2 separate regions of the Mus musculus genome follow, and region 2 is linked to region 1. Evidence: chromatin loops called from intact Hi-C (ENCODE). Cell type or tissue: left cerebral cortex. All regions are shown on one strand. Each heading gives the region's core, and the rest is flanking DNA. Links, peaks and the distances in the headings are about the cores only.

What was found. Peaks named below come from ENCODE experiments on the same cell type or tissue, not always from the same donor. Only the 100,000 strongest peaks of a DNase experiment are listed, where the experiment ranks them.
Region 2: it touches region 1 in a loop (8-fold over the local background); 3 of 42 quality-filtered maps call a loop at or near these places.

Annotation. Positions count from the first base shown.
Region 1 is chr4:49,515,923-49,526,422 of GRCm38, reverse strand. Mrpl50 (mitochondrial ribosomal protein L50) reads left to right here and starts at 5,340. Exons shown (of 2, transcript NM_178603.4): 1 at 5,340-5,461. The coding sequence starts at 5,370. Zfp189 (zinc finger protein 189) reads right to left here and starts at 5,247. Exons shown (of 3, transcript NM_145547.3): 1 at 4,828-5,247; 2 at 3,941-4,025. The coding sequence starts at 4,860. In left cerebral cortex, for the core only: a CTCF peak has its summit at 4,711; DNase peaks (open chromatin) are centred at 3,665 and 5,264; H3K4me3 peaks cover 1,992 bases; H3K27ac peaks cover 1,736 bases.
Region 2 is chr4:49,591,818-49,602,317 of GRCm38, reverse strand. Pgap4 (post-GPI attachment to proteins GalNAc transferase 4) reads left to right here and starts at 4,442. Exons shown (of 2, transcript NM_025944.4): 1 at 4,442-4,694. Gm33106 (a long non-coding RNA gene) reads right to left here and starts at 6,479. Exons shown (of 3, transcript XR_390562.3): 1 at 6,438-6,479; 2 at 3,490-5,462; 3 at 2,546-2,763. In left cerebral cortex, for the core only: a CTCF peak has its summit at 4,481; DNase peaks (open chromatin) are centred at 4,679, 5,032 and 5,349; H3K4me3 peaks cover 2,256 bases; H3K27ac peaks cover 2,009 bases.

The DNA of each region.
Region 1 (10,500 bases), core at 3,336-5,835:
GTTAATAACCATAGTAAGCAACAAGTTTCCTTGGAAACTATTGCTACTCTGTCCTTTATCTGGCTGTTTATTCAAGAAAATAAGATTTTTCTGGTATATGTGCATTACCACAAAAATCAGCTAGTAAATACTACAGAGTCTAGGAGCAAAGGTGTGGCTTGCGCCTCAGCAAAATGGTAAACTCTGAGACCTTTAGGAAGCTCCTCAGAACTGTGGAAAGAATTCTAAACATAAATTGAAAATATATAATTTCTCCTTATGCAAAATATGAGGATGCAATATGGACTGTTTGGTGGTGCTTCACAGATCTAGGGGAGCAGAGACAAACAACTGTTTTTACAGCACCTAGCTTACAGTCTTTATTACAGCAGCTCAATTTGACTAAAACAAAACCCATACACACAATCCCTTACTTCTTGTGACTGACTTAACTTCTTCCAGTACTATTCGCATCAGCTATAATCATGCCTGTTTTTGTATAAGATATATGGCCCTATTTAAAAAATCCCCTTAGTGGCTTATACTAGCATTAATTAATATCTTCCACTAAATAGGACTAATAATCTGATGGCTAAGAAGATATTGATGGTAACATGACTCTAAATCAACTTTAGAACTGTAGTTTATACTTTTTCCATAAAGGGTCAGACATTATTTTCACTCTAGCTATATAATCCCTGCTATTATAGCTCAAAAGTATTAATGACATTGCATTAAGGTGTGGGTTTGCCTGTTTGAATAAAAAATTGATTTATGAAAACAGACTGTGGGACAGATTTGACCTGTGGCCACAGTTGATAATTTTGCTACCTAACAGATTATATGATGGACAATTCTTTTGGTTAACAAAATTGGAGAATGGAGAGCTGGAATTTGTAGGGCCTAGCACAGTGTTTAGTGACTGCTCATATAGAACGAGTACTTTAACTGAGGAGAGAACATGGTCAAAGAAAAGAAAAAAGTTGAGCTCAAGGTTTTGTAGGCTCAATGACTCTCAGTTCTTAGGAGATCCAGCATGAGTCACTGAAATAACAACCAAAGAACTGAGTGATTAGCTATTATCTTTATCATCAAGGTTACTATTAAAAATTTGAAGATAAAAAAATCATCATGAAAAGGTATGAAGAGCCAATACTATAAAGAGATATGTTTTGAAAACTATCAGATGAAGTGGATAATAGTACATTGGAGCAGAAGAGCACAGGGATCTGGGGTTAAGGGAGCACTCATCAAGGTAGGGAGCACTCATCAAGGTAGGGAGCACTCATCAAGGGAACGGAAGCAGCATCTATTGAAGAGACCGTGGAAGGAGTAAAATAAAGAACAGTGAGAAGCTGTACTTGATATTAAATAAAGAAAAGAGCTGAACTTGTTCAGCTTCCAGTGTGATAGAAAATTAAGATTTTTATCCCTTAAAGTACCAGAAACCATCAAAAGTTTTAAACATATACAAGTACAAAATCATCTTGGTGGTGAGAACTTAGTGTAGTTAGTGCTAAGCAGTTTAGTGTTGAGGCAATAATCCAACCACGAGCAACAGTTTTTAAATTAACTTGTGTTCTTCCCCAGAAACATGACCATTCAAGCAGCATGTGATTCAGGCCTAGCTTTATGGTAAGTGCTGGAAACATGCAATGAAAAAGACAGTTACTGCCCTCAGTGCTGACCAGTGTGTCCTAAGAATGAACATAAAGAATGGTTTGCAGAATGATAGAAATGGCAGTCAAGACAAAGTAGTAAAGAGGGGGAACTTCACTGTGCAGAGGAGACTCCTGAGACTTGTCAGACATAACTTACATTGTTTCCAAAAGAAGAAAACTGCAAATGTGATACTCAATAGAGGTGAAAAGAAAAAATATCAATCAAATGAAGGGGGGGGGGGAGGTGGTGGTGTAAAACAGGAAACATCAACTAAGACTGTCATTATTTTTATTATTCGCTGATCAGCATTTGAAGTACTTTACCTATATATTAGCCCAGTTAGAGAAACAACAACCTAAGAAGTACATGTTGTTACTATTTCCATTTACTGAAGAAAAATGAAAAGATTTCCCCACAGTCACGAAACTGGCAGTGGAAGAGGTCAGATTCACACGTAGGATGTAGGTGGGTGCCATATTACCTCTCATAGATGAGATTTACCATCGAGTGGTGGCAGCCAATGATCTGAGTACAGGGAAGGCCCTCTGAGCAAAGGGTATAGAGAGCAAGGAACACAAGCAAACAGAAAAAAAGCTATAAAGAGCTTTAAACAGATGTGCAGTGGGGGCATGCCTGAAGTCTCAGTAATTTGGGTGACTGGAGCAAGAAGATTGTGAATTTGAAGCCAGCCTGGGCTTTGAAGCAAAAACCTGTCTTAAAACAAAGTCATAAACATCCATAAAAAGGTAGAATAAGGTCCAAAATGTGTCTGAGGAGTCTGAGCAGGCAAGACAAAAATCACAGACATGAGAAGGTAGAGTTGTATAAAATACACAGGAATTAATAAAACCTTGACGGGCAAAAGAAATGTAGTAAGTCACAGAAAACAGCATGAGGGAGCCATTGGTCCAGTTAAGTTTCTTTCTTTCCCCCAAGTTGGGAAGACCATGATATAAATCTATATTAGAACAAGGGTTACTAAGGTAAAGAGCTGGGGCTGTACTTCACTGGTAGAGAAGATGTTTAGCATCAACAAGGCCCTAGGCTCGCTTGATCCTCCAGCCCAGCCTGGTCTATAGAGTGAGTTCCATGCCAACCGGGGCCTCACAGTGAGAACCCGTCTCAAAGAAGTCAAACCAAACCAAACTAAAACAAAAAGAAAACAAAAAACCCTCCTCACTAGATACTTGTAGGACACTGATCCTGCGATGCTTGGGAATCAGGTAGAAGGGGACAGAAGGGACAGATCTTATAAAAGATACATGATTTGAAATTTGCAGAGTAAGTATAGCAATAGTATCAAAGTGGCCAGACAACATGCTGGCAATTAGAAGAGATCTTCACAAGTCGGGAGAACTGAAACCATGGGGGAGACATGAACACATCACGGGACGGAAAATGCATTATGAATGAATTGCTTCAAGTGGAAAGGTGAAGGAAAGACGGAAATGTAAGCTGCAGTTAGGCTCCACCAGGGCAAGAAGCAAGCCTTTCTGGCTCTTTGTTTAGTTGTCAACAGTGGTCAGAGACCAGGATACTGTGTTTTCAGACTTGCTTGTCATAACAAAATTAAGGCCAGAGTCAATGGTATGGAAAGCAGGGTTCCTGAAGTTTACAGGATCAAGACCCACTGCAGCTCACTCAATGACTGGGTTAAGCAGGGTGGTGGTGGTGGGGGGGTGGTAGTGGGAGGTGGTGGGGGTGGGAGGTAGTGGGAGTGGGAGGGTCGTGACAGATGATGATAAACAGGAGCACTGGGGGAAACAGGACTGCTGACCCCACATGAGGACATGCTCCTGGAAGGTGGAAAAATAAATGCTTTGGGACAAGCACTGGGAGAGCTGGGAGAACACTTAACTTCTGCCTCCCAGTCCTGAGACAAAGCAAGAGGAAGGAGGACCCGGGAGAATGAGCAGCCCCCACTTGAAGGTCTGCCAGAGAAGTGGTGTGCTCGGCTCTGTGCCAGCTTTCAGTGTAGGCCGGAGCGGTAAGGAACACTGTGTGATGAGCAGCCCAGGCTCCAGAAGGCAGAGTGAAAAGAGGGTGGGAGGAGAGCCGTGGGAAGATGAACCGGGAAGGAAAGTACAGAGCCAACAGAGCCGTCTGGGAATGAGATTCTGAAGCTGCCAAAGCCAGCCTTTGCTAACAAGGAAGCGAGGGAGACCAGAGTTGTAGAAAGATCCGAATCAGAAGGTTGGGACAAAATAGTGCTGGTGTCAGTTACACTGCTTGACGCATTCTGGGTTTAAGTGTTAGTACCTTATTAGATATTTTAGTTAGAAAAAGCGTGCATTCTTACCCAGCGAGACCAGCTTTCCGTAGCTGTCCATCATGACATCTTTATACAGGCTTCTCGGAGCTGGATCCAGATAACCCCACTCCTCCTGAGTAAGAAACATAGCCATAGCCTCAAATGTCAGCCACTGCTGGAATTGTTTTCTCTCTGTAGTCAGTTCCAGTGGTCTCTCCACTGAAAGTGGGAGAAGTTATTGTCACTTTACCATGCTCCCATTCACTAGGAGGAACACGGTAAGTAAGAGTTCCAAAAGGTGCTCAATTCATGGCACCTCACACTGAAAAGGATCTGGACTGGTCTAGATCCACGCCTTCCAAACTGAAGGTCTTCTCTGCTTTCGTTATTACACACTAATACCACGACTGTTTTTAGTTAACAGCCTTAAGACCACCCCAACGTTCCCTGGCCTCACTGTTCGCCCCAAGCTTCTACCCACACCAGCTTGGGACCCAATTCGACGCAGTTCCATTAGGTTTTCTAAACACTCACCTTGAGTTCAGACATTGTGCTAGCTGCAGAGGACAGACGAGATTTAAAAAAAAAAAAGAAGAAAAGAAAGAAAAAAGTGCCTCACCTGAGAAACTCATAAATGAGATCTAACTTGGAGCAGTCTTAATTTTCCCCAGCCGATTTATCAAGTTACTCTTGAAAAAAAGAAAAAAAGAAAGAAAGGAAAAAAGAAAAAGGGGCCTTGGGGAGTTTGTAAGTGAACTAAAAGCACCTTGCAGCAAGGGGTATGTCCCGCAGCAAGGGGTACACAGGAGTTGACTGGGGTCCTTTCTTAAGAGTTGTAGAAATGGCCAGGAGGGGGACAGGGGAAGAGGTGATGGCGCGGCCTTGCTGTCTTGGGAGTGGCGAAATAACGGAGATCTCTTGAAAGGGCAACTCACCTTTGGCTCCAGCGGTGGGCTTGGGGACGCCATCGCCTCGTTCAGGAATAGCAGCCACACGACATTGGGGCTCTGATGAGGCCTAGATGGCTGTTGGAAATAAGGCTCGGCGAGAAGGGGCTCACCGGATGGGTCTGGTGTGGTCCTGCCTCTGTCTCGGAGCGGTCAAGTTCCTAGGGGCATATCAGACGTTCTGTCTGGCTGTCCTCCAACCCCAAACCCAGTCCTCTGTCCCGCTGCCTAGCCTTAGGGTCTCCCTGTAATATCTCCTCCTTGTTGCCAATTCCTCCGCCTCAAAGTCAAGCTGCACTACTACCGACCACCCCCGGACCAGAAGGCGTTACCCGGAGCCTTCGCGGAACCGCTCCAACTACAACTCCCAACATGCCCAGGGAGCGAGCCACCGCCTTCTTCCGTAAATGGCAAGCGAACTACATTTCCCGGAATGCATAGGTCTGGGCAACGTCAGGGGCCGCTGAAGTAAGCTCTCATCTGATTGGCTGAGTCGGGCACGTCTGGCGCTCTTGGGTTGCTTGTCGAGAATGGCGGCGCTGATCGTGTCTCGGTTAGCAAGAAGAGGCTGGCTGTGGAAGCTTCCCTTGGCAACACGTAGAGAATTTTGGTCTCGATCCAGGTAAATCTGAGTGTTTCTCAATGGTCTAAGTTCCACGTAAGTAATCAGAAGCGGAGGGGACGAGTTCAGAGGGTTAAGATGGGACCCTGGTCCTGAGCCTTCAGGAGTTAGCGTGGAGTAGGGATCCGAGCTAAAAGCTTACGTTTCTGCGATTGGCAGGACCGCTTCTAACGGCAACACGGTGCGCTTTCCCAGATTTCACTGATGCATACAACAAATAGTTTCTAAATGCCTTCCGTGTCTCTAAGTGTGTACCCAGCAGTACTCTCTTTCCCACGCTTTAGTTCCACACGGGAGGGAACTGAGGCCCACTGAAGAGAAGCACGCACATGGTGGATCCAGAAGCCCCGTGACTTAACTGCTTATCCACAGTTTTCCTCACTGCATCCTGTGGGATCTATGTATATTACTTAGATAATATTTAGGGCCTGAAAATTTAACCGCTGGGACCTCAGAGAACAACGAACGTATTAAGTTAGAAGTTTGAATCCTCACCCCATGTATTAACTCTAACCTTTCCCTGGTTAGTGTCAGATGTCCCAAGTTCATTTCTTTTTTTTTTCACTCAACAGATATTTTAGTGTTTACTATATGATAAATATTAAAGATAAAGTGGTTAATTAGACCAAATCTTTGTCCTCATAGGAGAAGGGGGGCAGTTGGTGATAAACTGTTCATTTTTCAGGTAACCGTTCTTTAAGGTGTAAATGGATGTAGTGATGTATATTCACATAGAGGAGAGATTTCAGCAGTCAGGCCAATCCCACCTTTTTACATCCCTTTTTGCGTTCTGTTTGTTTGTTTTGTTTATTGTCAATCATCATAGCTCTGTGTTAGAATTTTAAATCTTGAAGCATAATTTCTTCCATGTTTTTCTTGCTCATGATTGCTGCAGCTATTCGTAATTTAAGATTGCTCTTTATGTCTTTGGGAAAAGCCATTCGATTTTTTTGAGTTAAGTATTTAAGTAGTGCAGACATGGAACAGTCATTGAACATGGACTGTCTCTTCATTTATATGTGTGTTTTCTGTTTCTTTCATGGATGGTTTAGAGTTTTAGAGTATAGATCTTTAACCTGCTTGGTTATTTTTTCCTAAATATTTTTTTCCTGCTGTTATAAACAAACCAGATTTCTTGATCATTTGGGGGGGGGTGATTTATTATTTCTCTAGAGAAACCACTGATTTTATTGAGGATTTATTTTATTTATGTCCATATGTGTATGTATAAATATATGTGTGCTGATACTCTCGGAGGACAGAAGAGGGCGTCAGATCCCCTGAGTTTGGTGTTACAAGAGATTGTGAGCTAGCAGCCTGAGGTGGGTGCTGAGGACTGCACTCTGGAAGAGCAGCGAGTTCTCTTAACTTCTGAGCTCAAAGCTCTCCAGCCCTCGACTTCTGACTCTTTATTAAATGTCTCTGATTGCTATTGACTGGCGGAGGCTTTGTATTCTTTCTTGGTTTAGGGTTATATGTACCTGGGATCTTTAACTGCTTCTTTTAGGTTCTGCAGCCTGTAAAGCTCCTTCTTGTAACTTTTTATTTGTGAAACATCTCTTGTATCGCCGTATATTTCTGATTTTAATTACATGAGGTTTTGAGGTTTTCTGTATTAGCCCTTAGTTTTGTTGGTTTCTTTTTATGAGATTTGTGTCTGCTCTGCTCTTTATGATTGCTTTTGTTTTGCTAACTTTGGGATTTACATTTTTTTCTTTTTTTTTTTTTTTTAGTTTCATGTGGTTCAATATTAAGTTGCTTAAAATCTTTAATGATGTAGTCATTTATTACTATAAATTCACCTTAGTGCTGGCTTTCTTTTTATGTTTGTTATTGTCTTTGTTAGGGTTTCTATTGTGATTAAAATACCATGACCTAAGCAACTTGAGGAGGAAGGAGTGTTAGAAATAAGCGTCACGGTTCTAAATAAATCACACCGTGCAGCAGGTCTCACATGGGAGGTTTATTGGGAGGGGGTCAGAGGCAGCCTTTGGGAGAGTGTGGAAGGAAAGAGAGAGGGGGGCAGGGTGAATAGACACAGCAGGAGCCAGCAGCTACACTGTCTTCTAGAGAGGACATGTCTCTTCTCTGGGTCTGAGAGCTGCCTGTAAAGACACCTGATTGCTGTGAAGTCGCTTCCAGTTGTTCATGGGTGTGCCTGATACTAACAAGGGGTTTATTTTATTTTACAGCTTGGGGTCAGTCCATCATCTGGGGAAGTCAGGCCAGGCTCTCAAAACAGGAACCTTGGAGGCAGGAACTATGTAGAGACCATGGAGCAGTGCTGCATTCTGGCTTGCTTCTGTGTAACTTGCTCTACTTGATTTCTTTTAGCACACAGGACCACCAGACTAAGTGTGGCACCACCCAAGGTGACCTGTGCACTCCCACATTAATTATTAATCATTAAAATACCTCGGGCACAGGCTGGCCCATGGGCCAGTCTTGTGGGGGCCTTTCCTTAAGTGAGATTGATTCCCTTTCCCCAGATGACTCTAGCTGTGCCAAGGTGACAGAAAAGTAGCCAGCACTGTTATGTTATACATTTTCACCCAACTCAAGATATTGTGTCTGTGTGTGTGATTGTGTATGTGTTGTGTGTGTGAAGTTGAGTGTTTTCTTCAGGCATGCCCTGCTTTATAGTTTAAGACATGGTCTCTCATTAAACCTGGAGCCCTATGACTTGACTAGACTAGCCAGCCCTGAGACCTCCTTTCCAGTTTTCTGACTACAAACATGTACACATTCTGTTAATTTTCTCTCCTGGATGCTGAGTATTGAACACAGTCCTGATGTTTGGTTGTTTTGGTTTCTATTGATGAGACTCCATGACCACAGCAACTCAACTCTTTTCTTTTCTTTTCTTTTCCTTTTCTCTTCTCTTCTCTTCTCTTCTCTTCTTTTCTTTTCTTTTCTTTTCTTTTTTCTTCTTTATTGGATATTTTCTTTATTTATATTTCAAATGTTATCCCATTTCCTGGTTCCCCCTCCCCTGAGATACCCTATCCCCTCCCCCTCCCCCTGTTTCTATGAGGGTGTTCCCCCATCCACTCCCACCTCCCCACCCTGCCATTCCCCTACACTGAGACATCCATCAACCTTTCACAGGACCAAGGGCCTCTCCTCTAATTGATGCCCGACAAGGTCATCCTCTGCTATGCTGCTGGAGCCATGGGACCCTCCATGTATACTCCTTGGTTGGTTTAGTCTCTGGGAGCTCTGGAGTCTGGTTGGTTGATATTGTTGTTCTTCCTATGGGGTTGCAACCCCTTTCGCTCCTTCAGTCCTTTCTCTAACTCCTCCATTGGGGACCTCATGCTCAGTCTAATGGTTGGCTGCATGCATCTGCATCTGTATTTGTCAGGCTCTGGCAGAGCCTCTTAGGAGACAGCTATATCAGGCTCCTGAGAGGCTGACCACGGCAACTCTTATAAAGGACAACATTTAATTGGGACTGGCTTATGTTTCAGGGGTTCAGTTCATTATCATCATGGCAGAAAGCATGGTGGCATGCAGGCAGACATGGTGCTGGAGAGTTCTACATCTCTGCAGGCAGGAGGAGAAATAAACATTAGGCCTGGCTTGAGCATTTGAAACCTTAAAGTCCTCCCCCCAAAGACATATTTTCCTCCACCAAGGCCACACCTCCTAATAGTGCCACTCCCTGGTGACCAATCCTTCAAATCTATGGGAGTCATCCCTATTCAAACCACCGCACTTGGCAGGCATTTTACCCACAAAGCCAAGTCTCCGGCCCTTTATGATAACGAGATACTCTGGAAGCTCCTTTGTTATTTCCTCGTTGACCCAACGGTATATTGCTTAGTATTGATACATTTGTTAATATTCTTTTTCTCTTGCCTTTCTGGTGATTAGTTTTTTCCTTTGTGGTCAGTAAGGCTATGTTGTATGATTTTGAACTTCTAAATTCATGAGGCTTCTTCCATGATACAATGTAATCTATCCTAAAAGATGTTTGATATTGGTGTTCTATGTGAATAGCCTAAGCACTGTTTGTTGAACATGTATTATTGAGTTCAGTTATTTTGGTGATTTATTTTTTCAGGCTTGTCCATATTTACTTAGTATGTTTCGGTGCTCTGGTATTGGGTACATGTTTATTTATATCCAATTAAATTGAATTGATCTTTTTTTAATTATCTAATAACCTTTAAAAGTTTATTTGGTTTGATAGAGGTGTAGCTCTTCCTACTTTGTTTTGTTTTCTATTCCCATCGAATACCTTTTTTGCTATCAGTTTTGATTAATGTAGCCCTTGATTCTGAAAAAAAGTTTCTTGTAGACAGCATATAATTAGAGTTTGGTTTTTATTTTGACGTTTTGGTTATGAGCCTTACCTTTAACAAGTGAGCCATCTCTCTAGTCCTCAATTTTTAAATTTTTAGCTATTCTATCTTTTGGAGTGTTGAGTCTTTTACCTGAATTTCATTTTATTCTGAAAGCGATGAAATGTTAGGGAAGGGACTGGAGGACTATGGGGAGGGAGTGAGCCAAAACTCAATAAACAACTCTTTGGAGAATGTTTGTTGAAATAGCGATTAGTTTTCTTCAAAAATGGAAGCTCTTTCGGTCTATTGTTTACCTTAGAATACTTTAGTAGAGTCCTATTTCCCTTTCCATTGACATAGCAAAATGAATGAAAATGGGTGATTTATAAATACCTTGGCACTGTTAATTGTGCTACAGCTACAGAGGGCCTTCTTGCAGCCTCATAACACATCAAAGGGTAGCATGTGGTGAGGCAGAGCAAGCCTGTCTCTGTCATACCACTAATGCTTTTATGGACTTCCCAGTCTCCTTAGCTCATGAACTCTAATTATCTCTAAAAAAGACCTAATTACAAATACAGAGTGTCCAGGACAAAAGATTTTGAGGAATTTATTTAGGCCACCGCACATATTGAGATGTTAATCAAAATTTATGAAGGACGAAGGATTAGTTGGTGGAACAAAGTCTTAAGTAAACAAGAAAAGTTATATTCCAAAGCATATTTTTGGCTTCATTTCTGGTACCCTGTT
Region 2 (10,500 bases), core at 3,452-5,951, 76 kb before region 1:
TCTCTTCTCAGAGCAGCCAGAGAAGAAACCGCTTGCCAGTGCCCTGACGTTGACGTAACTTTGGACTTTTAACTTCCAGAACTGTGAGGTAATAAGTGAGGTTCCTTTTACACCAATTTCTTTTATTTGGAGTGTGTGTGTGTGTGTGCAGGTCAGGGGACTCCACCAGGAGAGCCCTGGGTATCATACTCAGGCTGTCAGGCTTGGCAGCAAACGCCCTTGCCCAGTGAGTCACCGAGACCTGCAGATACTAAAACTGTGATATATATATATGTCTAAAGTGAGAAACTGATGCAAAGAAAGACAATGATTAAGAGAAATTCAAGAGATATGACAACAAAACAAAACAAAAACAAACAGAAAACCCCAAAACCACAAACTATGATTCTGGATCTGCATCCAAACTAGACTTTTTTCCTTTTTGTTTACTGAAATGGACATTACTGTGACAATGGATTCGATTTAAATAAAAGCTGTGAAATAGATAAATAGTCTTTCAAGGTTCATTTTCCAATTTTGAGATGTGTGCTGGGGTTGGGCAGGCTGTCTCTGTATTTATAAAATAAATGTGGAAGGATTTCAGGAGAAGGGGGCAGGACTCCAAGTTACTGTCAAGCAGCCATCCATTCACACAGAAACATTCATAAGACACAGAAGTAAAGACAGAGTGATGAGCCTAAGAGGGTAAATGTTCCCTTTCGAACAGTTCGGGCCATACACATAAACACACACACACACAATGTGTTATTCTAAATCTGAAATTAATTTTAAAAAGAAAGCATTTATGTGTTGAAATATTGTAGGCATGATGTCTCTGTGCAGTGTGTAAAGATTAAAGATTACCCTCCTGTTATTCAAATGCTAATTTCTCTGTCCTCATATCTTGTTGCATTCCTGACAGAGCATTGTAATGCTTTTTCCAAATCTCCGGTTTCAAGTTTGCATAAACAATGCTTACAGAATCGATTTTCTTTTCTTTCTTTCTTTTTTTTTTTTTAACATATTCTTTTTTGATGTGCGTGTGAGTAACTGCATCTGTGGGAAAATAAGGGAAGGAGACAGAATGTAACAATTACCTAGACATACAACTGAAAATCATCTGCCTATTTTTCTGCCTACATGGTACATAAATGAAATGGAGGTCCCAGCCAGGCATGTTTTTGGATGACTTTAATTCCAGCCTTAGTAGGCAGAGGCAGGTGGATCTCTGTGAGTTCATTGCTAGCCTGGTCTACATAATCAGTTCCAGCCAGTCCTACTAAAAACAAATGAACAAACAAATGTAATTATAGATTATCTCATTAATTAATTAATACTCCAATTTCTGGTAGGAGTTGGGTGGATTTATGCATTACATTTTCTGCAGAAGACCTTTATAAATTCTGGCCAGATGTAAAAAGAACCAAAAAGCAATCTGAAGGAGGCAGCCACTTGATAAATTGTGTATTGCCTGATTTTCTCCACATTGTGATAGAATGACAGACAGAAACCACTTGAAAGAAGGAAAGCAAGGGAGGGACTAGGGACCAGGTATAACTTTCAAAGGCCAGGTCTGACTTACCTCCCTCCTCCAGCTAGGCATCCATTCCAAGGCTTCCAGAGCTTATCCAAATACTGTCACCAGATGGGGACCAAATGGTCAACACATGCGTGTGCAAGGACATTTCAGATTCAAACCGTAACAAAATGTGACATTTTCTACTTGTATTTTTGTTTTTGTTGGTTTCCCATTGTTTTAATCTTCACAGCTACTGAAGCAGAAAAAAGAGGATTCCAAGTACACAGTGGCTTTAGACACACTTCACTGCTAGGAGAACTGGGAAATGAGGGGAAAATGCTAGAAGCCAGAGAGCAGCAGAATGACTGAGATTCACCTTAGTATAAACTGCAGCCACAGCCCCGCTGACTTCTGAACTTCTCAAACTCACTGGCAATGCCCCAGGCAAAGAGGCCAACAAATCAAACAAAATACCCCAGATACACATCAAAAGAGGGTCTATGTTTGAAAGATAAAACTGCCCTGGGTGAGATTCATACTTTTTGCTTTGCTGTGTGTGTGCAATTGGATAAAGTCCACGAAGCTCAGAGCTGAAGCCTTACTCAGCTTTGAAGCATCAGGGCATCAGCTCAGGGGGAGGCGGAAGAGAGGCTAGAAATTTAGATAGGGAGGTGTAATACAAGAAAACAGAAATAAACTAAATCCCCCCAAACTGGATTTAGAATCTTCTCAAATCTTCAGGTGATTGCAAATCTACTGGAATACAGACAAGACACCGTGGGGGAGTGGGGAGCCTATGCAAGTATAACAGAAGCTGGATGGATGGGGAGGGGTAAAAGGAGAGGAGGAAAAATGATCCGAGATATCAGCTATTGCAGGAAACACACAGTGTGAAATTGAACACTGAATCCAGGCAAGTAAATTGTGTGCTAGAGCAACACCCAATAGTCCTTGGAGAAAGTTGTAGACTTCAGAGTTAATGCAATACCAGCAATGGCCTGTTTTGTTTTGTCATTCATTAGATACGTCTAGAGAAAAGAGAAGAAAGCCGGAATAGCTGGTTTATTATCAGATGCGTTATAAACATACTGCCAAAGGTAGAGGCACTTTGTATTGGTAGAGGGGAGAGCCGTCATCCGTGTACATACGCCTGATTACAGAGCAATAGAACATATGATAAGACGTGTGAACATTTAAAGTGAGAAGAAAGTGGATGATGCACAGCTTCATTAATCTTCACAGACAGTTTTCCACAGCTGACAAAGCTAGAAAGTCAAAACCAGGAAAGACAGTGTCAACAGTACTATGCCTGACAGGACGCTTTAAAATAATGAAACCACTGTAAAACCAAACAGTTGCCCAGCATGTATCGCTCCAAGGCCACATGGAACACTCCTCAAAGACAGGCTTTATTCTGGACCGTTAAAGAAAAGCTCTCCACAGACTTAGTGAACAAAATCTTACGGGTGAGTTTTCTAATCTCAAAAGAACTGGGAATAAAACACTGAAAGAAGCACTACCAACAAAGTTAAAAACACACGCTGTCTTAGTCAGGGTTTCTATTCCTGCACAAAACATCATGACCAAGAAGCAAGTTGGGGAGGAAAGGGTTTATTCAGCTTACACTTCCACATTGCTGTTCATCACTGAAGGAAGTCGGGACTGGAACTCAAGCAGGTCAGACAACAGGAGCTAATGCAGAGGCCATGGAGGGATGTTTCTTACTGGCTTGCTTCCCCTGGCTTGCTCAGTTTGCTTTCTTATAGAACCCAAGACTACCAGCCCAGAGATGGCACCACCCACAAGGGGCCTTTCCCCTCTTGATCACTAATTGAGAAAATGCCTTACAACTGTATCTCATGGAGGCACTTCCCCAATTGAAGCTCCTTTCTCTGTGATAACTCTAGCTGTGTCAAGTTGACACGCAGAACCAGCCAGTACACACAGCTAAAACATACAAACCAGACAAGCAAATGACAAGAAATTTTCACCTAAATCAGGCAGATATCATGGCCTTTCTTGTAGTTGGTTGTCTTTTTCTGCGATCACCTCAAGGCTCCTTCAAGTGGACACAAAGAACCCCAGTGACATGAGTTCTGAGAGGCTTCAACAGCAGGAACTTGGCTCAATAGGCTGAGCTCAGGATTGTTCGCCTCTGTAGTAGAAAGCAGCTAGAACATCTGGAAACAAGATGATGATCTCATTTTTTGCATCAAATAATTTACTTATGGAATTTCCTCTTTTTAACCCTGTAAACTCGTATGTACCCTGTTACAGAAAGGGTTTTACTGGATATTTTCTATCGGTGCCTCCTAATCTTGCAACTTGTTTCCATCCTGAGTATTTAAGTGATAATGATCAGACAATACAACATTATGATCACCAAAAAAAAAATTCCTATTATATGTACATCCAAAATACTCATTTAAGTCCTAGCCTACACTGGCAAACTGACATGGAATAGAAGCAATAAAAATGGCCACAAAGATGTATGGTGGTGAGAGCCCTGGTGAGGCCAGGGTACTAAGCTGGCTGTTTTTTACCTTCTCATAGTCAGACATGCAGTTTTTTTCCCCCTTCCTTGAGTCATTTCCTATGCTTTCCCTGTGTTGCACGTCAGGATTACTCTACCCCAGTGCGTATATTTTTCTCCCTCTCCAGTTATGTCTCCCAGGGGCTTTTGCATTTAAACAGAAGGCGTTTAGAAGATTAAAGCCCATTCAGAAACAGAGAAATAGGTTTCTACACAAACGCTTCCGCAAAGGGCGAGATGCTTTATTAAAATACATCTTTCTTCTTGTGCCCACCTGATGGAATAAAACCTAGGCTTGCATTCACATTATAAAAGGGACATCATCCTGTTCTCCTGACTTGGGAGCGACCCTGCTTTTCCCTCGCTGCCCATCAGTTGGCGCCTTTTGCCTCTCCCCCACCCCGCCCCGCAACCCCCACCCCCAAGCCAGCTTTGGGGGCTGCAGTTGCTCCGCAGCTCTCAGGTCACGTGGCCTGGCAGAGCGAGGGGAGCCCTGCACCGGAGCGAATGCTGGAGGAGGCGAGCCTTCCGCTACTCTCCGCCCGGCAGGGTTCTGCCAAGGCGCCACCATCGAGACCAGCCAGCCTGGGCTACAGCAGCGGTGGCCTGGGCTACAGCGGCGGTGGCCTTGGCAAGCCAGGACGTAGCTGACGCCTCCACGGGGTAGGTTTCCTGCCGGGCTGGTGTCGCGGAGAAGCGCGCCCTCGAGGGGACGCGATGTGGGAGCGACGGCCGATGAGGGGAGTGGTGCTCCCGAGGCCTGCGTCCCCCGCCCTGAGCCCCGCAGGCTGGCTCGGCCGCGGCCCCGCCCTCGGTGCGTCTGTGGCACCAGGCGGGTCGCCTCGCTCTTTGGCTGTCGCCGGCCGGGCCGGGTTGTCACCAGGCCCGAGGATGCAGCCCGGGAGCCCCACACAGCGGCCGGCCTGAGCGCTACCCCCTAATGGCTGCCCGGGAGCGGGGGCCCCTCCGCCCGTCCTCGGCGGGGCGCGTCCTCCAGCGAAGGTGACCGGAGGAAGGCGCCCCTCCCGCTCCCGGGAACGCCCGCGCCTGGAACGCCACTGCGCTGGACTCGCAGTCTCTGCCTGAAGGTGGGCAAACTGAGGCCGGTGGGCAGAGGGGACTCCCCAAGGTCAGCGAGGGCCCTAGATGCCAAGCTAGGGGTTTTCAGTCACTATTATTTTCCCCAGAGTGGATGGATGGGTGTGTCGCAGCTTTCGCTCAGGTTCTTGTGCCAGGCGTCGCCCGTGCCGCACTGCGTTCAGGAGGTTGTCGCGGGACCTGAACCCCCGCAGGTCACAGTGACCTGGCATCTCCTGCTCGACCCTTGCTCTCCCTGCGGGACCACAATGCGGCTTCAGTGATGATCTCACCATGCGGATTATCACCAGAAACTGCAGGTGTGGGTGTGCGCGCAAGTGCACGCCGGTTTCCCTGAGAGAAATAAACCATGTATGGGAAATAGTTTTATTGGAGGATTTCTAGGGGGTCTTTATGCGCCACATAGTTTATGAGACCAGAAGAGCAAACAAGGTTCGTCTAATGCTTAATATGATGAGAACCAGAAAAAAAGAAATGGAAATGATAAGCATGGAGCAAAAAGAAAAAAAAAAAAAAAAAAGAAAAAAAAAAAAGAAAAATATAAACAAAACTACATCTTTTAGATTGTTGAGATTCTCTGTTTAGCTTTAAATTTTTCTATATTTGAAGTTAATATTAACAATGTAGTTATTATTAATAATGTAATTATATTAATAATGGTATGTAGTTTTAATTTGCTTGCCTTTATCCATAGGAACCCATACCTAATTACCTGTGTTTGACTTGCTCATTTATATGGATCCATATTTTAATTGGAGTAGTTTTTCTAATTATAATTCAAAACATTCTTTAAAATGCTTTCGTTAATTTTTTAATGTGTTGATAGTAATCTGACTATCAATTTGTCAAAACTTTGAACTATTTGAACAATTAAATGGTACATTTTGTTGTACTAAATGTGCCTCAATAAAGTTGTTTTTAGACAAGATTGGGGGCATTGAGGGTGGTGTGGCTGTAGACCAAAGTTGTTTTTAAAAGCTAGGAGAATTATACTGGGTCATGAGAAAAAAAATAGGCTTAATAAGATAATAAAACATGCTATAAAGTCTCAGTAATTAAAATAACAAGAGCCATGGCACACACTGGCATAGTGGCCCAGGCTCGCAATCCTAGTGCTAGGGAGGTTGAGGTAAGAGAATCTCTAGTTTCATGTCAGTCTGAGCTTCATAACAAGACCTTGTCTCAATATAATAAATAAGAATTAATACAACAACAATAATGAAAAGGGACAAACTCACAAATATAAGATATCTAATACACCATAAATGTAGCAATTTAAATTAGGGATTAAAGGGGATTTAGGCTTACTTGCTGCCCTGCTCACCGTCCATGTGTCTGGCACAAGACTCATTGTGGAGTGAAATTTTGAGTACAGGTCACTGAGGTCATACATGTTCTTTGCAGACATGTAGAAAGCCAGCAGGAAACCTTCTCTCATGCCTCTCAGCTCACTTTCATTAAATTATATTCCCTATATGTAATAAAAAATGGTCATACTATGTACATTTTCTATAATTTGAATCAACATAGCTGCCCTTCTCGTCCCATTTATCACTCAGCCCTTCCTATTACGAACAAAATTTAAGGAAGACATTCTTACTGGTTCTAAGAAGCATAAATCATCATTGCTGCCAGGTGTATTACTTGCTATCCCACATCAAAAGGTGTGCCTTGGAATTACCTTGTAAGATTTACCAATTCCTGTGCAAATGCTTGTTTGTTGAAGCCATATTGCTTCCTCTTGGAGTAAACTGATTTGAGATTGTGTTAATTCTCAAAACTTGTTTTGGAAAAAGGACCACCTCTCTATTAACTGAGACTTTCCGGTAGGAAAGTGTTCTTTTAATGCATTTATTAGTGACTTTTAAAATATCCTTTAGTATAATTTTATGTGTATAGTCTGCCCATGTCTCCAAATTATTTGTATATTTCATTTTTATTCTAAATATATTTCTTTTCCACTTTACCTGAGTTTATTTTTTAATTCTGTCAATGAAGTTTGATGGATGGGATGAAATAATTTATTTTATGTGTTTTATAAATACATAGTATGTATGTCTCTTCAGAGGTAACCAGTGGTTCCATGCACACACACACACACCATATTGTTTTATGTTGTTACCTACCGTGTCGTAAAAGTGGTTCTTACTGTTGCTGATGGGTTTTCATTTCACTTTCTTGGGCTCAGACGCTCTCGTACATGTTGGGTAAGAGCAGGGATCCTGGATTGACCTTTTTACTACTACATTCCAAAATCTTTGTTAACCACTTCAAGTTTATTCTGCCTTAGCTTGCCCACCTACAAAGTGAATTTAATAACTATTATAGGCTTTTTATGCAGATCCACTCAATGCTTAAAAGAGTCCCTGTCACATAAATGCTGGGCAAAGTTAGAAATAAGTTGTTCTCTGCCCAGTATGTGACTGGGCTGTATGCTGCTCCCAGTTTTATAGCAGAGAAATAAAGAGGGCCATGGTGGCCAAAATACAGTCATTAAATCTCTTCTTGGTATAGAGTACTTACTGTGCCAGGCCTGTGAGGCAAATCAAAGACAAATGACACTGAACCCAGTAAAAAGGGACTTAAGCTGGGCATGGTGGCGCACGCCTTTAATCCCAGCACTCAGGAGGCAGAGGCAGAGGCAGGTGGATTTCTGAGTTCGAGGCCAGCCTGGTCTACAAAGTGAGTTTCAGGATAGCCAGGGTTATAAAGAGAAACCCTGTCTCGAAAAACAAACAAAAAAACAAACAAAAAAAAGAAGAAGGGACTTAAAGGGTTGTTGAGTGAAGGGTTATGAGTAAAGTCGTGAAAGGCATCAGGCAACACGGGCAGTGTGTGGGCTTTGAATTTCCTGCTTATGGATTGATAGAATCTTTTTTCCACCTAAACAGGATTAAATCATATTGCTATCTGAGAGCCAATTGGTCCAAATGGAATCAAGGGTCTAACACACCCTGGAGTGTGCAGAGAGGATGTAATAAATCTCTGAAAGTAGATATTCTACTCCGTACCTCGGGGTTCGTATCTGTGGACCCAGCTAACTTCAGATCGAAAATGATCCAAGAAATGAAATTTTCTTTAAATCAAACACGTTTGTATTAATTTTTATTGTTATTCTTCCCTAAACAAAAACCATAGCGTCCTGCGTTCTGACCAGTATTAGAGCTAATGTAATGTATTTAAGAAGTGCAGACCGAGCACATAAAGACTGTGACAGTTTATATAAAGAATCTAAGCACCTTCAGATTTTGGTATTCTGAGGAGTGAAAGTTCTAGAACCAATCCACCTTGGATCCCGAGGGACGGCTGTACAATCTAAAGCCGAAAGTGACAGCTAAATGCTCTGAGGAAAGCCCCAATGTGTAAGGAAAAGGTGGTCAGTTCTGTCGGGGAAACCAGGCTGTTGTTTAGAAGGGACCTGTACCTCTTGATCTGTTTTTCCATGGTTGAGTTGCTATGTGTAAGGAATGTGCTGTTGGAAAGACTATCAGAGCTGAATTCTGGGGGGTCTTGGCAAAGCAGTTGGACTGTCCTCTGCAGATACAGGGGAACTGTTATCGACCAGGTCTACAGAAAAGAGTGCTGTACTGACCGTGCTTGAGAGGGTCAGATGGGAAGGGACACTGTCATCATGGTTTGCAGCATCCTGCCCCATGCCTGAGGAAAGGCTTCTCCCTCAGTGTCTCCCTCTGAGATTTTTTAAACTGGTTTTTAATTTAGCATTCAGAATATAGTTATGGAACATTTAAAATACTTTTTATAATTATTATTATTAAAGACCTTTATTAACAGATGGCTTGCAGTTTGTTGACTTTTTCTTTTTGAAAAAATCAAGTGGTAAACTTTATTACAAATTAAAAATGAGGTTTTAAAAAATCTCAACTTGACCAGTTATAAAACAATTTAAAAACTGTTAAAGGTGTATTGAGAAAAACCAGGCCTTTTTTTTCCCTTAAAAAGCATGTTTGTCATTACCAAAAAAAAAAAAAGAGACATCTTTAGGTAAAAATAATAAAAATCCCATGCTGCATTGATAATGCAGATAGTTCCAATGTTTCTAAGTATAGCCTGCTCAGTTGCTGTCCTAGTTAGGGTTTTACTGCTGTGAGCAGACATCATGACCAAGGCAAGTCTTATAAAGGACAACATTTAATTGAGGCTGGCTTACAGGGTCAGAGGTCCATTATCAGGGCAGGAACATGGCAGCATCCAGGCAGGCATGGTGCAGGCAGGGCTGAGAGCTCTACATCTTCATCTGAAAGCTGCTAGACCAACTTTCCTCAGAGCATTTAGCCGTCTCTTTCTTTGTCTTTCTTAGTTCTTTGTGTTGGGTTTAGGCCTCGAGGACTTTCTCTTGTCCATCAATTGCCCTTCTTGTTCCACTTTATGCCTAGGCAGAATTGTTGGTGAGACTTTATGGCTGTAACTTCTGATGCTATTTGGAGCACAGTCTCACAGCAACGTTCCTGATCCTCTGGCTCTCACAATTTTTTTTTTCTGCCTCTTCTTCCACAATGTTGCCTGAGCCTTAGGTGTGGGAATTATTTTGTGTGTGTATCCCTTGGGACTGGGCTCCACAACCTGGCATTTTAATTGTCTGTGGCTTTCTGTAACAGTCACCTTCTGTCGCTAAGGGAAGTTTTCTAGATGACGGGTGGAGATTAAACTTATCTGTGGGGGATAAGGACAAATATTTAGAGTGTAGCTAGGCATTATGGTTTGGTAAAGTGGTAGTTGTAGGCTCTGATCTGATGCCTGAGCTCACTAGTTATTTTGCCCACCTTCGATATTTACTTCCCCCACCTCCCTAATTAAAGGCCCACCATTTTACCCACTTACCCAATCATTTGTACCTTGCTCTTCCTCTCTCTCTGTCCCTCCCGACTCCCTCCCCCAGCTATGCCCCCTCTTTACTTTGTTGGTTTCTCCAGTTGCCATAGGGCAGACACTAACGTTTGAGGTCTTAGAGCTAGGAGCCTCAGGTGAGAGAGAACATAGGATGTCTGTCTTTCTGGATCTGGGTTACCTCACTTAATATGATCTTTCCTCGTTCCATCCATTTACCTGCGAAGTTCATGGTGTCATTTTTATTTACAGCTGAACAGTATTCATAGTGTGTGTGTGTGTGTGTGTGTGTGTGTGTGTGTACTGCAATTTCATTCTGCCTTTGGTAGTTGGGGAACATTTCACTTTTCCCCACTTGCTAGATATTGTGAATAGAGGAACAGTGAACATGATCCCTTGGGCACAAGCCAAGGGGTGGTATAGCTGGGTCATAGAGTAGGATTTACTTTTAGCTTTTTTGAGTGTTCTCCACACAGGTTTCCATAGTATCTGCACCAGTTTGCAACCCCACCAGCAGAGAAAGATG